Regions from separate parts of the Homo sapiens genome. Here all the other regions are linked to region 1. A link is a contact called in ENCODE Hi-C or POLR2A ChIA-PET data. All regions are on one chromosome and are shown on one strand. Each heading gives the region's core, a stretch centred on a gene start or an enhancer-like site at or near the end of the contact. The rest is flanking DNA. Distances are from core to core; before and after follow the strand shown. Region 1 holds the start of CEMP1 (cementum protein 1). Region 2 holds the start of RAB40C (RAB40C, member RAS oncogene family). Region 3 holds the start of UQCC4 (ubiquinol-cytochrome c reductase complex assembly factor 4).

Region 1 (3,947 bases), core at 706-3,205:
TCATTGCCCGGCTCTGTCCCAGACTTCGTGGTGCTCGACGACTCCCTTCACGTCCAGGCCACCTACATCTCGGGTGAGCTGGTGTGGCAGGCGGACGCAGCTAGGCAGTGACAAGGACCTCGGCTGAGAGGACACCTGGCCGCAGCGGGATGCCATCAGGGCCGGGTGGTTGGGGAGCTGGTCTCCAGGGAGTGAGTCGGGAGCCCTGCTGGATTGATGCCCAGGGCCTGTGCGGCCGCCCTGGAGGCGGTGGCTGGGATAAACGTGCACCCAGCAGGACTCGCCTTGGCTCCGGGTTTTGCTTGTGCTCACATGTGGCACCATCCTTGGTTGCCCTCCTGGAGAAGGCATTCACGGCCTGGGGTGGGATGGCTGGGCTGTAGTTTAGCCTGGGCCTTGGGCCCCAGTGGGGGACAGGGCCTGTCTGCATGAAGTGGACCGGAGACCTGCAGACCCCAGGAAAGTGTCACTATGGGAGGGAGGGGCAGGCAGTCAGTGGCTGGTGCCATGGGGTGAAGCCACCATGGGCTGGGGGTGAAGAGCCGGCAGGAAGGGGACCAGTCACAGGGAGTGTGGACAGTCAGGGGTTTGCTTTCTGCTCCTGAGTTGGGGTGTGCAGCGTGGAGCCCACAGCCTGGTTCTGGGCCAGGGCACAGTGCCAGGGGCTCCGCTCTGACCTCCAGGAGGGAGACTGGGCCCGGGACCCCTGTTTTCTGCTCCCTGGACTGCCTAGCCCTGAGTGCCACGGATGACCAGCGTTCTGTTTTCTCTTCTCAATAACCCTATCTCTTCACACATCCCCAGGCCCAGTGCTTGCCGGCTGTGGTGACCCTGCCTGGTGCTGGAGGGCAGTATGGGAGGCACCAGTGTGCCCTGCTCACCCCATTAGTGTCATCCTGCCATCTTCTGTGTCCCCTTGGCCCTGGCACACACCCATGTGGCAAACACGGGCCGTGAGGCTCCCTGAACAGCTTCGAGGCGGGTGGGCTTCTGGAGCCCTCTTGGCTCTGAGGACAGCCACAGTGGGGTCAGACGTCAGGGATTGGTGCAGCCCCACGTCAGGGGTGATTGTCTTGACTTTCTCTCCATTTGAGTTCTGGGGTGGGTGGCTCCCTTCCCCCTTGCTTACAGGTGCTGTCCTGGGCACAGGAGGTACGCGCCTGGCTCTGCCACTGTTCTCTTCCCTCTGCTGCAAAGCCCAGTTAAGGAAATGTCTCCAGGTCCAAAGAGATAGGATGGTCTGGGCCCCACCTGTTGGAAGGGAACAGCCAGGGAAGAACCACCTGCCTGGGCAGGGCCTCGCCTGAGGGAGGGCCTGGGGCAGGGCACAAGGGGTTGATCTCAGCCCACAAGCCCCAGGGGCAGCCCAGGAAAGCAGGCGACGGATGTGGATCCTGACCTCCTGAGAGGTGTGAGGTGCAGGGATACCCACCTCTGCCTTGACGGCCGCGCACCCCTTAGGAAGTGGCTGTCCAGCGCCTGCCTGTGCTGGGCCTGGGAGAGGAGCTGTCTTGCCAGGGCTCCCAGGCAGGGAGAGGCAGGTGAGGTTCTCAGCCGATGTGTTAGAGGTTGAGCATCGCCTGTGCCCAGCTTGCTGGCTGTCAGTGCTTGATGTGCCCATCCTCAGCTAAAACCCAGAGCTGGCATGTTGGTCATCCCCACCTCAGACGGGACGCCCAGTCCAGAGCTGGTGAGCCCTGGGCCAGCCTTTGGGCCTGGCCTGCCCCATTCACCGGCCAGCGCCCCACCTCCCTGGCTGGAGGGTCGGGGAGGGGCTGGCAGAGATGGTTGGTCCACAGGGCTAGCCCTGGGTGGTGGGAGAGGGGCCCAGGGTCAGGGTGAGAGAGAGCTGGGCCAGGGAGCTGCTGCAGGATGATTTTGAGGTGTGGGGGAAGCACTCTTGGTTGGTTTTGGTTTGCTTTTTAAAAATTGTGGTAAAATACATAACAAAAGTAACTATCGTAACCTGAGCAGTTCTGTGACATGAAGTGAATTCACTGCTTTGTGTGACCTTGGCCACCATCATTCCCCACCACTCACTCCCGCTGGGCTCCCAGCCCTGCCCCACCATTCCGCTCCCTCTACAGCTATGGGTTTTACAAAGAAGGATGCAGGGCGCCCTGACTGCGGGGTGAGGGGCAGGCCTGCCCGCGGTGTGGGCATTCGCTGAAGGGGGACGCCCAGGTGTCTGCCTGAGTTACGGGTTGGGGGGTCGGGCATGTGGGGAGGGATGGAGTTGGAGGTGCATGCTCTCAGAGCTGGTAGGGGTGGCCCGTTTCGTCCCGTGTGTGAACTGGAGATGAGACCCGGCGCCTGCGATCCCGCAGACCGCGCCCGGCCGGGTGTCACTTGTGGGCGCACGCTGCCGGGATGCTGGGCCGAGCCCGCGGTTTAAGACCCAGATCTCAGCCAGGTCCCTTTCGCCGTCCGAGCCTCTGCACCTCGTGGGCTCCGAGCACATCCAGGCCAGAGACTGCGTTTGGGGCGTGGGCACGGGAGACCGTCATCAGCCAGGACGCTCTCGACCGATCCGGCCGCGCCCCGCCCAGCCTCGTAGCGCAGGCGCTGAGTCCAGGCTGACGCGCAACTCTGGGAGCGTTGCGGCACGCGGGGCCTTGCCTACTGTGGGAGGGGCTTCTGGGGGCGGGCTTCTGTCGGGCCAATTAGGATCGCCGCAGGGAAGGCACGCGCCGCGGCTGAGCAACAGGGGCGCGCGTCACCTTCTCTAGTTAACCCGCGCGGCCCCGGGCACAGAGCCCGAGGCTGCGCGGTCCCCGGCGGGCCCGCGGACCCCCCCCATCTCTGCGCCCCCCACATCTCTGCGGACCCCGCCTCGCCCCAGCCCTCCCATCCACAACCCTCACAACCTTGCATACCCCGCTACGCTCCCCACCGCGCCCTCACATTCCTGCAGACCCCGTCTCCCCACAACGCTCCCCGCCAACGCTGCGGAGCTCCGCGTCGCCCCAGCGCTCCCTGCCAAGCCCCCCACACCCCTGTAGACCCCGCCTCGCCCCAACCCTCCGAGCTGCTCCCCTTATACCCTTGCGGACCTAGTTTGTTTCGTCCCAGTCCTCCCCGTCGCGTCTCCCACATCCCTGCGGACCTCCCCGCGCCTCGCCTCTCCCTTCTGTTACGTATCACGCACAGGTGGATCCCACTACGACCCAGCTTGGCTCCTGTCCCGCACCTCCGCACCTGGCCTCTAGCCCCGCCCTCACTGTCTTGGGAAATGAAGCGGAGGGGTGGGCCGGACACTCTAGAAGCACCCTGGCTCGGAGCTTCCCTAGCTCGGAGTTGGTTTGGAGCCCAGGCTAGGGACCCAGGGTGGGCGCAGCAGGGGAGATTGGCACCAGAAGCGTGGAGGAAGGGCACCTCTTCAGCCCGGCTTTTCCGCCCCTGGAGTCTGGGACAGCTCCGGAGCGTCCGGGTACTCCCTCCCAGACTGGCCCTGTTCCTTTTATCACATTTATGTCACACACGTTTTTTCTAAATGGGTTTACACTTTTGCTATTACTTTGCAGTTCGGTTTGTGTGTGTGTGACGGAGCCTGGCTGTGTTGCGCAGGCTGGAGTGCAGTGGTGCGATCTCTGCTCACTGCAGCTTCCGCCTCCCGGGTTCAAGCGATTCTCCGCCTCAGCCCCCTTAGTAGCTGGGATTACAGGCGCACGCCACCACACCTGACTAATTTTTTTGTATTTTTGGTAGAGACAGGGTTTCACTATGTTGGCCAGGCTGGTCTTGAATTCCTGACCTCAATTGATTCGCCCGCCTAGGCCTCTGAAAGTGCTGGGATTACAGGCGTGAGCCACTGTGCCCAGCCTTTTTTTTTTTTTTTTTTTAACACGGAGTCTCATTCTGTTGCCCAGCCCGGCGCGATCCTGGCTCACTGCAACCTCAGCCTCCTGGGTTCAAGTGATTCTCCTGCCTCAGCCTTCCCAGTAGCT
Region 2 (3,947 bases), core at 394-2,893, 1.9 Mb before region 1:
AGGCTGAGGCTGGAGGATCGCTTGTGCCGGGGAGGTAGAGGCTGCAGTGAGCCGAGATCGCGCTACTGCACTGCAGCCTGGGCGACAAAGGGAGACCCTGTTTCAAAAAAGAAAAAACTGGTGCGTCGATGTGGTCGCCGCTTAGTCAGGCCATGTCTTCAGCTCTGGGGGACGGGAGGTCACTGGAGGTGTGGGGCTGCCCGTCCTGGCGTCCCTCTGTGTAAGCAGCACCTGCTCCCGGAGGCACAGCCCTGGTCGGGGCCCCTCTGGAGGAGGGTTCTTGCCGGGCTCTGCTCCTCGCCGGCGGGGCAGACGTGACGGGCTCCGCACCCGGTCTGGAGAGGGCTGCGCTGGGTCGGCGCTGACGTTACTGCTTTTACTTACGACTGTAACAGCGCTACTGAACGCAGAGCACGTATCACAAAGCTCACCCGTTCCGAGTGAGTAACTTCACCGAGAGAGGCAGGACCATCCCCACGACGGTAGGACCTTCTCGTCACCCCAGAAAGAACCACGTGCCCACTCAACCCCCGACCCCACGCCGGGGCCCGCGGACGCAGCCGCCTCGCTCGCCCACGCACCTGCGGCAGCCGGGCCCGGCAGGGACGAGGGCTCGGCGGCGCCCCCGGGAAGAGCGCGGTCCGGGCCCTGGGTCCCCGTCCAGGAGGCGCCGCTGCCGCAGTGAGCACGTCGGGCCGGGTCTTGAGCTCGCGCCGGCCGCGCTCCCCGCGTCCCGAGCTGTGGCGGCCGCGTCCCCGGGCGGAAGGCTCACGCTCGGTGACGCCGCGCTGTCCCAGAACCTCAGCGACTTTGCAGACTCACTGGTGACCCAACGGTGCGCCCCGCCGCCGCCGGGCGGAAGTCCCGCCCCTGCCCCGGAGAGGAAGTTCCGCCTCATCGAGCGCCGATTGGCCGCACCGCCTTAGAGAGGACGCGCCCGGGGCCACCCCGCCGCTCCCTCCGAGGGTTCTGCGGAAGCAGGCGGCACAGCCTGCGAGGGGCTTTCGTTTCCCGGACTCAGCCGCATCGCCTCGGCTCGGGCGCGCCTGCATCCTGCCGCCCGTCCGCGCGTTGAAGGGGCGGATACAAACAACGTGGACTTCCGAGCCCCTGATTGGCGAGCGTGTAGGAAAGGGGCGGGGTTAGCAGAGCCGTGATGGACATGCAAGCGACCCAATGGCGCCGGCGACGGGGCGGGCGAGGACAACGGCGTTGTGGGCCGGGGGCGGGGCGGCCGGCGGCTCTGGGATTTCTCTGGGAGGCAGCCGCAGGGAAGGGAATGATCTTGGTGAACTTATAATCGAACCAATGGTTCCGGGAAAGCAGGAGGCGAGTGGCCAATGGCGACGGCGATGAGGCAGGCGTCCGCTGTCTCCGCAACGCCGTGTGGGAAAGGCGGGGGAGGGGCGGTCATGACAGACGTGCAGACAGGCCAATGGCTGAGGGAAGGAGGGCGGCGGGCGACCTCTGGTGACTACGGGAAGGCAGGGCGGGGTGGTGAAGAGGCGGTGCGACCGGAGGTCTGGCGGCGCCGTGTGGAACGCCGTGAGGGCGGGGAAGTCGTGACGGACGGGCGGGTGGGCCAATGGGCTCGGGAGGGCGGGCGAAGGGTGGCCAATGGCGGCGGCGCGGCCGGGGGTGGGGCGGCGCGGCGGCCCTGGTGGTGCGGGAAGCGGCGGGGCGGCGGCGAGGCTGAGGTGCGCCCGGGCGCGGGCGGGGCGGGGCCGGCGCTGGGCTTCGGGCGCGCCCACTCGGCCGCCGTGGGGCGGACGCAACGGGCGCAGGTGCGGGGCGCGGGCTCTCTCACGCCGCGGCCTCACCCGGCGGTGCTTCGGCAGGCGGCCGGCGCGGGGCGCAGGCGGCGCGGCCATGGGCTCGCAGGGCAGTCCGGTGAAGAGCTACGACTACCTGCTCAAGTTCCTGCTGGTGGGCGACAGCGACGTGGGCAAGGGCGAGATCCTGGAGAGCCTGCAGGACGGCGCGGCAGAGTCCCCGTACGCCTACAGTAACGGTAAGGCCCGGCCCGCGGCGCGCGCTGCTACGCGGGGCCCGAGCCCGGCGAGCTGGGCACGGAGCTCGCCCTCGGCCCGGCCCTTCCAAGCGCCGCCGAACGTTCCCAGGAACGCCTTTGCCTGGCTTCCAGACTCGGTAGCTCGGTGGCTGCGGGGTGCCCGTGCTCCAGTCCCGAGGTGACGCCGGGGGGCAGGAGGACGGACCAGAGGGACGCGCCCAGCGGGGACGGTGCCATGGACCCGGGGTCTGGGGGACGGTGTCACGGGTCCGGGATCTCAGGGGAAGGTGTCATGGGTCCGGGATCTGGAGCCCAGGGGAAGGTGTCATGGGTCCTAGAGAAGGTGTCATGGGCCTGGGGAAGGTGTCATGGGTCTAGGATCATCTGGGGTCCGAGGGAAGGTGTCATGGGCTCGGGGGAAGGTGTCGTGGGCCGGAGGGAAGGTGTCATGGGTGCAGGATCTGGGGTCTGGGAGAAGGTGTCATAGGTCCGAGGGAAGGTGTCATGGGTCCAGGATCTGGGGTCCGGGGAAAGATGTCATGGTCCCGGTAGAAGGCGTCATGGGCCAAAAGGAAGGTGTCATGGGTCTAGGATCATCTGGGGTCCGAGGAAAGGTGTCATAGATCTGGGGGAAGGCATCATGGTCCTAAGGGAAGCTGTCATGGGTCTGGGATCATCTGGGGTCCGAGGGAAGGTGTCATAGATCTGGGGAAAGGTGTCATGGGTCTGGGATCTCAGGGGAAGGTGTCATGGGCCTAAGGGAAGGTGTCATGGTCTGGGATCTCAGGGGAAGGTGTCATGGGTCTAGGATCATCTGGGGTCTGAGGGAAGGTGTCATAGATCTGGGGGAAGGCATCATGGTCCTAAGGGAAGGTGTCATGGGTCTGGGATCATCTGGGGTCCGAGGGAAGGTGTTATAGATCTGGGGAAAGGTGTCATGGGCCCGGGGAAGGTGTCACGGACCCAGGTCTGGTGGCAGGTGCTGCTGGGCTGCTCTTGGGACCCTGTCTCGAGCGTGCACAGATGACAGGTCCTTATAGGCACGCTGTTCCCCTGAGGTATTTGCTTACTGCTGAGGGAGTCAACGCTTTGTGCTAGAAGAAAATACCTCTGTAATGAGTTACTGAACATTTGTTTTGTTTTGTTTTCTTTTCTTTTCTTTCTTTTTTTTTTTTTTGAGACGGAGTCTCACTCTGTCGCCAGGCTGGAGTGCAGTGGCACAATTTCAGCTCACTGCAACCTCCGCCTCCTGGGTTCAAGCGATTCCCCTGTCTCAGCCTCCCGAGTAGCTGGGACTACAGGTGTATGCCACCACGCCCGGCTAATTTTGTTGTGTGTATTTTAGTAGAGACGGGGTTTCAGCATGTCGGCCAGGATGGTCTCAATCTCCTGACCTCATGATCTGCCCACCTCGGCCTCCCAAAGTGCTGGGATTACAGACGTGAGCCACTGCGCCTGGCCTGAACGTTTGTTTTTAACTTCCAGTGGCATGGCTAAAATACACTAGATAGGTGGCATCACTGGGGCTTGCCTGCCTGAGCATGCCTCTTAATTTAGGTGGTTAACAGAGTGAGTGAGACGGTGTGGTCCTCATCCCCTCTCATGGGGGCCTGGACCCAGCCGAATGGGATGTGGCCCCAGATGAACTGGGAGCAGTCAGCATCCAGCCTCCCCAGAGTCCATCTGCGCTTCAGGGAATGCCATCTACGCTGGCGAACTTACCTCTCCTGGTCCCTGCCCTCTCCCCTTGCTTTGTTTCTTGGGCTCTTGTCCGTCCTGTCTGACTGCCCTGAGCGTCTGCTATTTGCTGAATTGTCTGCCTTTGGCTGCTGAGAGTGTGGGCGCAGCATCCCCCACTCTCTCAACTCGGGGGTTGGCAGAGCGTGGGATTACCTGGACTGAGGCTGAGCGCGCTTCCTCCTGGCATGGCTTCAGC
Region 3 (3,947 bases), core at 508-3,007, 1.1 Mb before region 1:
GAGACAAGAGGTTGCAGTGAGCCAAAATTGTGCCACTGCACTCCAGTCTGGGAGACAGAGTGAGACCCTGTCTCAAAAATAAAAACAAAACAAAACAAAACAAAAAAACAAAAAACAATCACTTAGGTAACCCAAAATAGTGCCCATCATTTGTGAAAAGAAATACTCACTAGTTGTATTCTACTCAGAAAATGGTTGCCTTGCTTAAAAAGTTTTGCAGAAAACTGCAAAAGTTCCTCATTTCTGGTACTATTCGGTAATATATATGTAGGTTTCTTTCCTCAGTTCCCACTCTGGAAAAAAAAAAAAAAAGGAAAACGAAACTTTTTTTTTTTTTTTGAGACGGAGTCTCGCTTTGTCGTGCAGGCTGGAGTGCAGTGGCGCGATCTCGACTCACTGCAAGCTTCGCCTCCAGGGTTCACGCCATTCTCCTGCCTCAGCCTCCGGAGTAGCTGGGACTCCAGGGGCCCGCCACCACGCCCGGCTAATTTTTTGTATTTTTTAGTAGACACAGGGTTTCACCGTGTTGGCCAGGATGGTCTCGATCTCCTGACCTCGTGATCCGCCCGCCTCAGCCTCCCAAAGTGCTGGGATTACAGGCGTCAGCCACCGCGCCCGACCGGAAAAGGAAACTTTTAAAAATAGCTGCTGGTGCAACTAACTTACGTGCTCTGGTAAACAAGAAGAGATTAAAATAAAAAACAATAGCTGCCCAAATACCCCCTTTTTAAAAACTAGATGCAAAAAAAGGGAATCATCTAATCCCATATTATAAAATTAAAATTTATTTTCATTTGTTGTTGTGTAAAACTCACATGTGGAAGTGTTCCTTGCACAGGCCGCAGCATGCAATACAGTTTCACACTTCTGCCAGATATTCTATCTCAGAAAGCAAATTACCTGCAAACTAACACTGGATGACAAGTGTCACCAGAAGTGCTTTGGAAACATGATTATGTTATACAAAGACTTGGCAAATCCAACAGCATACAGTGCAACTGAAACCTTCCCCAAGGATCTGAGAAGTCTTGCCGATGGAATCCTTGGACATCAAGAGCCAGGCGAGGAGCAGTTTCCGATCTGCTGAGATTCTGCTCCGCCTTCACGCGAATCAGCATAGCCAAGTGCCCCATCCACCAGCCAAGTCCTTCAGTGCTGAGGACGCACGCATAGCCAGGACAGTCACGGGCAAACGTGACATCAAATCCGAAGGGCGGCTGTCGGCTCCCTTCCTGCCAGCCCCAGCGGGCACCCCGTCAAGTTCTCGCTCTGTAGGCAGCTGGAGTCTCAGGCTCCTCAGAACGATCACTGGGCTCTGGCACCTCTCCCCACACCTGTCTCAACCACTGGTCCGCCTCGCTCTCCTCCCTCAGGTAGCACCAGATGATCAGCGCCACGAGGAAGCAGCTGAGGGGCAGCACCTTCCACCAGGGCCGCTGATGTCCCTTTCCCATGGTATGGCCCACCGACCAGCGGTGAGGGTTGGCTTTGCTGGAGGAAAACTCAATGGGGCGGTCAGGGTCGTCCTCTTCCTCGGCGGCAGGGTGGGCCCGATCCCGGGAACCGGGCAACGGATGAAGGCTTCGGGAAGCCCAGCCTATGAGCCTCAGCGCCCGGACGGCCCTGGAAGAGAGAGAGCAGTAAGCGCTCCGCCCGCCCGCCGGTGTCTGCCCTCGGCCCTCCGAGACCTTGAGGAGCTCACCCGGCCGCCGGGGCACACAAGACACGATTCATTGCTGCCTTGACTCCTCGACTGACGCCTTGGCGCGCCGTGATAGCGTCACTTCCGTCGCCGGAAACCGGAAACCGGGCGCCATACCAGGCCTCCGCTCACGACTACAGAACGTGGTCCCAGTAGCGCAGCGGAAATGACGTTCGGCTGCGAAGAGCTCTTTCCGTCGCAGGCCCGGAGTGCGCGATGGCATGCCGGGAAATGTAGTTCTCCGTCCCTTTCGAATAGGACCGACACCCCGGTCCCTGGCCCCGAAGAGAGGCGGGCGCCGCGGGGGCGGACGTTGTCCTCAGAGAGTTGTCTGAGTTTGCCTCGGAGCAGTTCTGAACCGTCATGAAGGTGCGCGGGGCCTGGTTGGGGATCCGCGCCCTCAGCCCTGCCCGCCTGCCCTGGGCTGGGCGCCCGCACCTCTCTGCCGGCTTCCCCGAAGGCCGTGGCACCGCCCTATTTTTTTTTTTTTTTTTTTTCCGTTTAGTTCTTTTCGTGAGACAGGGACTCTCTCTGTCGCCCAGGCTGGAGTGCAGTGGCGCGATCTCACGTCACTGCGGCCTCTGAAACCGCCTTTGCAAAAATTATCACTGAGGAAATGACAGTGGAAGAGATGAGACCTAAGGGGCTCCGTCGTGCTTCCCACCCTTAAGCTGTCCTGGTTCATTCCTGGGCGTGGGCAGAGCTAACTTTGGGAAGGATTTCAGTTCATGGTTTCACTCTGAATCAAAGTCAACAGCCCTTTCCAGAAAAAACCCCCGTCTTGCCTGAAGACCAGTCTGCCTTTGCAGGACTAATAAATCAGCTGCAAAATTAGAAATTGGCCGGGCGCCGTGGCTCACGCCTGTAATCCCAGCACTTTGGGAGGCCGAGGCGGGCAGATCATGAGGTCAGGAGATCGAGACCATCCTGGCTAATACGATGAAACCCTGTCTCTACTAAAAATACAAAAAATTAGCCGGGCGTGGTGGCGGGCGCCTGTAGTCCCAGCTACTCGGGAGGCTGAGGCAGGAGAATCGCTTGAACCTGGGAGGCAGAGGTTGCAGTGAGCCGAGATGGAGCCACTGTACTCCAGCCTGGGCGACAGAGCGAGGCTCAGTCTGAAAAAAAAAAAGAGTCTGAACCTCCCCAAATTGCTCCTGGGGATAACATCACTATTGTAAAATCTAAGATCAGGCCGGGTGTGGTGGCTCACGCCTGTAATCCCAGCACTTTGGGAGGCCAAGTCGGGTGGATCACGAGGTCAGGAGTTTGAGACCAGCCTGGCCAGTATGGTGAAACCCTGTCTCTACTAAAAATACAAAAAGTAGCCTGGGGTGGTGGCGCTCGCTTGTAGTTCCAGCTACTTGGGAAGCTGAAGGAGAAGAATCGCTTGTACCCTGGAGGTGGAAGTTGCAGTGAGCCAAGATCATGCCATTGTGCTCCAGCCTGGGTGACGGAGCAAGACTCTGTCTCAAAAAGCACAACAACAACAAAAACCTAAGCTCAAAGATCAGTGCCTGAAATATTTAGCAGAGCGTGCACTGGATGGATCAGCTGGTACCACCCAGACCGGTCATCTGGCCCAACCGGTTCTGCCATGCCCGCCAGGAACAGAAGAGTCTGAACGTGAGTCCATCTCCAACCTGACCAACCAGCACTCCCCACTTCCCAAGCCTCTACCCTCCAAATTATCTTTAAAAATTCCTATCCCCAAATGCTCCGGCTGACTGATTTGAGTAATAATAGAACTCCTGTGTCCCGCACAGCCAGCTCTGCGTGAATTACTCCTTCTCTATTGCACTCCCCCTGTCTTGATAAATTGGCTCTCTCTAGGCAGCAGGCAAGTTGAACCCATTCGGCACTTAGACCTCTGCCTCCCGGGCTCAAGTGATTCTCCCACCTCAGCTTCCTGACTGGCTGGGACCACAGGCGCCCACCACCAAGCCTGGCTAATTTTTGTATTTTTAGTAGAGACGGGGTTTCACCATGTTAGCCAGGCTAGTCTCGAACTCCTGACCTCAGGTGATCCGCCGGCCTTGGCTTCTAAAAGTGCTGGGATTATAGGCGTGAGCCACCACGCCCAGCCTTTATTTATTTACTTATTTATTTATTGAGGAGGAGTTTCATTCTCATCGCCAGGGTTGGAGTGCAATGGTGGGATCTAGGCTCACTGCAACTTCTGCCTCCCGGGTTCAAGCGATTCTCCGGCCTCAGCCTCCCAAGTAGCTGGGATTACATGTGGGCA

What was found. A loop is a pair of places that touch in the nucleus more often than their neighbours do. ChIA-PET counts read pairs that join two places held with the same protein, here RNA polymerase II (POLR2A). Pooled maps may share reads with other maps.
Region 2: a map of CD8-positive, alpha-beta T cell shows a loop between it and region 1 (7-fold over the local background). The contact joins the promoter of RAB40C here to the promoter of CEMP1 in region 1. A Hi-C loop is called at or near these places in 1 of 168 maps with a recorded cell type or tissue (CD8-positive, alpha-beta T cell) and 7 of 50 pooled maps. POLR2A ChIA-PET finds 5 or more read pairs at or near these places in 1 of 52 experiments (H1).
Region 3: a pooled map shows a loop between it and region 1 (6-fold over the local background). The contact joins the promoter of UQCC4 here to the promoter of CEMP1 in region 1. A Hi-C loop is called at or near these places in 9 of 50 pooled maps. POLR2A ChIA-PET finds 5 or more read pairs at or near these places in 2 of 52 experiments (H1 and activated CD8-positive, alpha-beta memory T cell).

Annotation. Positions count from the first base shown.
Region 1 is chr16:2,529,453-2,533,399 of GRCh38, forward strand. CEMP1 (cementum protein 1) reads right to left here and starts at 1,956. Exons shown (of 1, transcript NM_001048212.3): 1 at 583-1,956. The coding sequence starts at 1,621. The coding sequence ends at 878. It overlaps AMDHD2 (amidohydrolase domain containing 2), which reads left to right. Exons shown (of 11, transcript NM_001330449.2): 11 at 23-1,965. The coding sequence ends at 111. It overlaps MIR3178 (microRNA 3178), which reads right to left and starts at 2,553; the gene lies at 2,470-2,553. RefSeq lists enhancers at 2,359-2,408, 3,187-3,888, 3,189-3,238.
Region 2 is chr16:588,423-592,369 of GRCh38, forward strand. RAB40C (RAB40C, member RAS oncogene family) reads left to right here and starts at 1,644. Exons shown (of 6, transcript NM_021168.5): 1 at 1,644-2,011. The coding sequence starts at 1,870. RefSeq lists enhancers at 1-164, 287-1,160 and silencers at 505-814, 1,135-1,194, 1,205-1,254, 1,325-1,444, 1,535-1,854.
Region 3 is chr16:1,418,990-1,422,936 of GRCh38, forward strand. UQCC4 (ubiquinol-cytochrome c reductase complex assembly factor 4) reads right to left here and starts at 1,758. Exons shown (of 2, transcript NM_001272051.2): 1 at 1,703-1,758; 2 at 763-1,623. The coding sequence starts at 1,734. The coding sequence ends at 1,257. RefSeq lists enhancers at 1,049-1,904, 1,392-1,461, 1,472-1,521, 1,772-1,931, 1,905-2,758 and 1 more.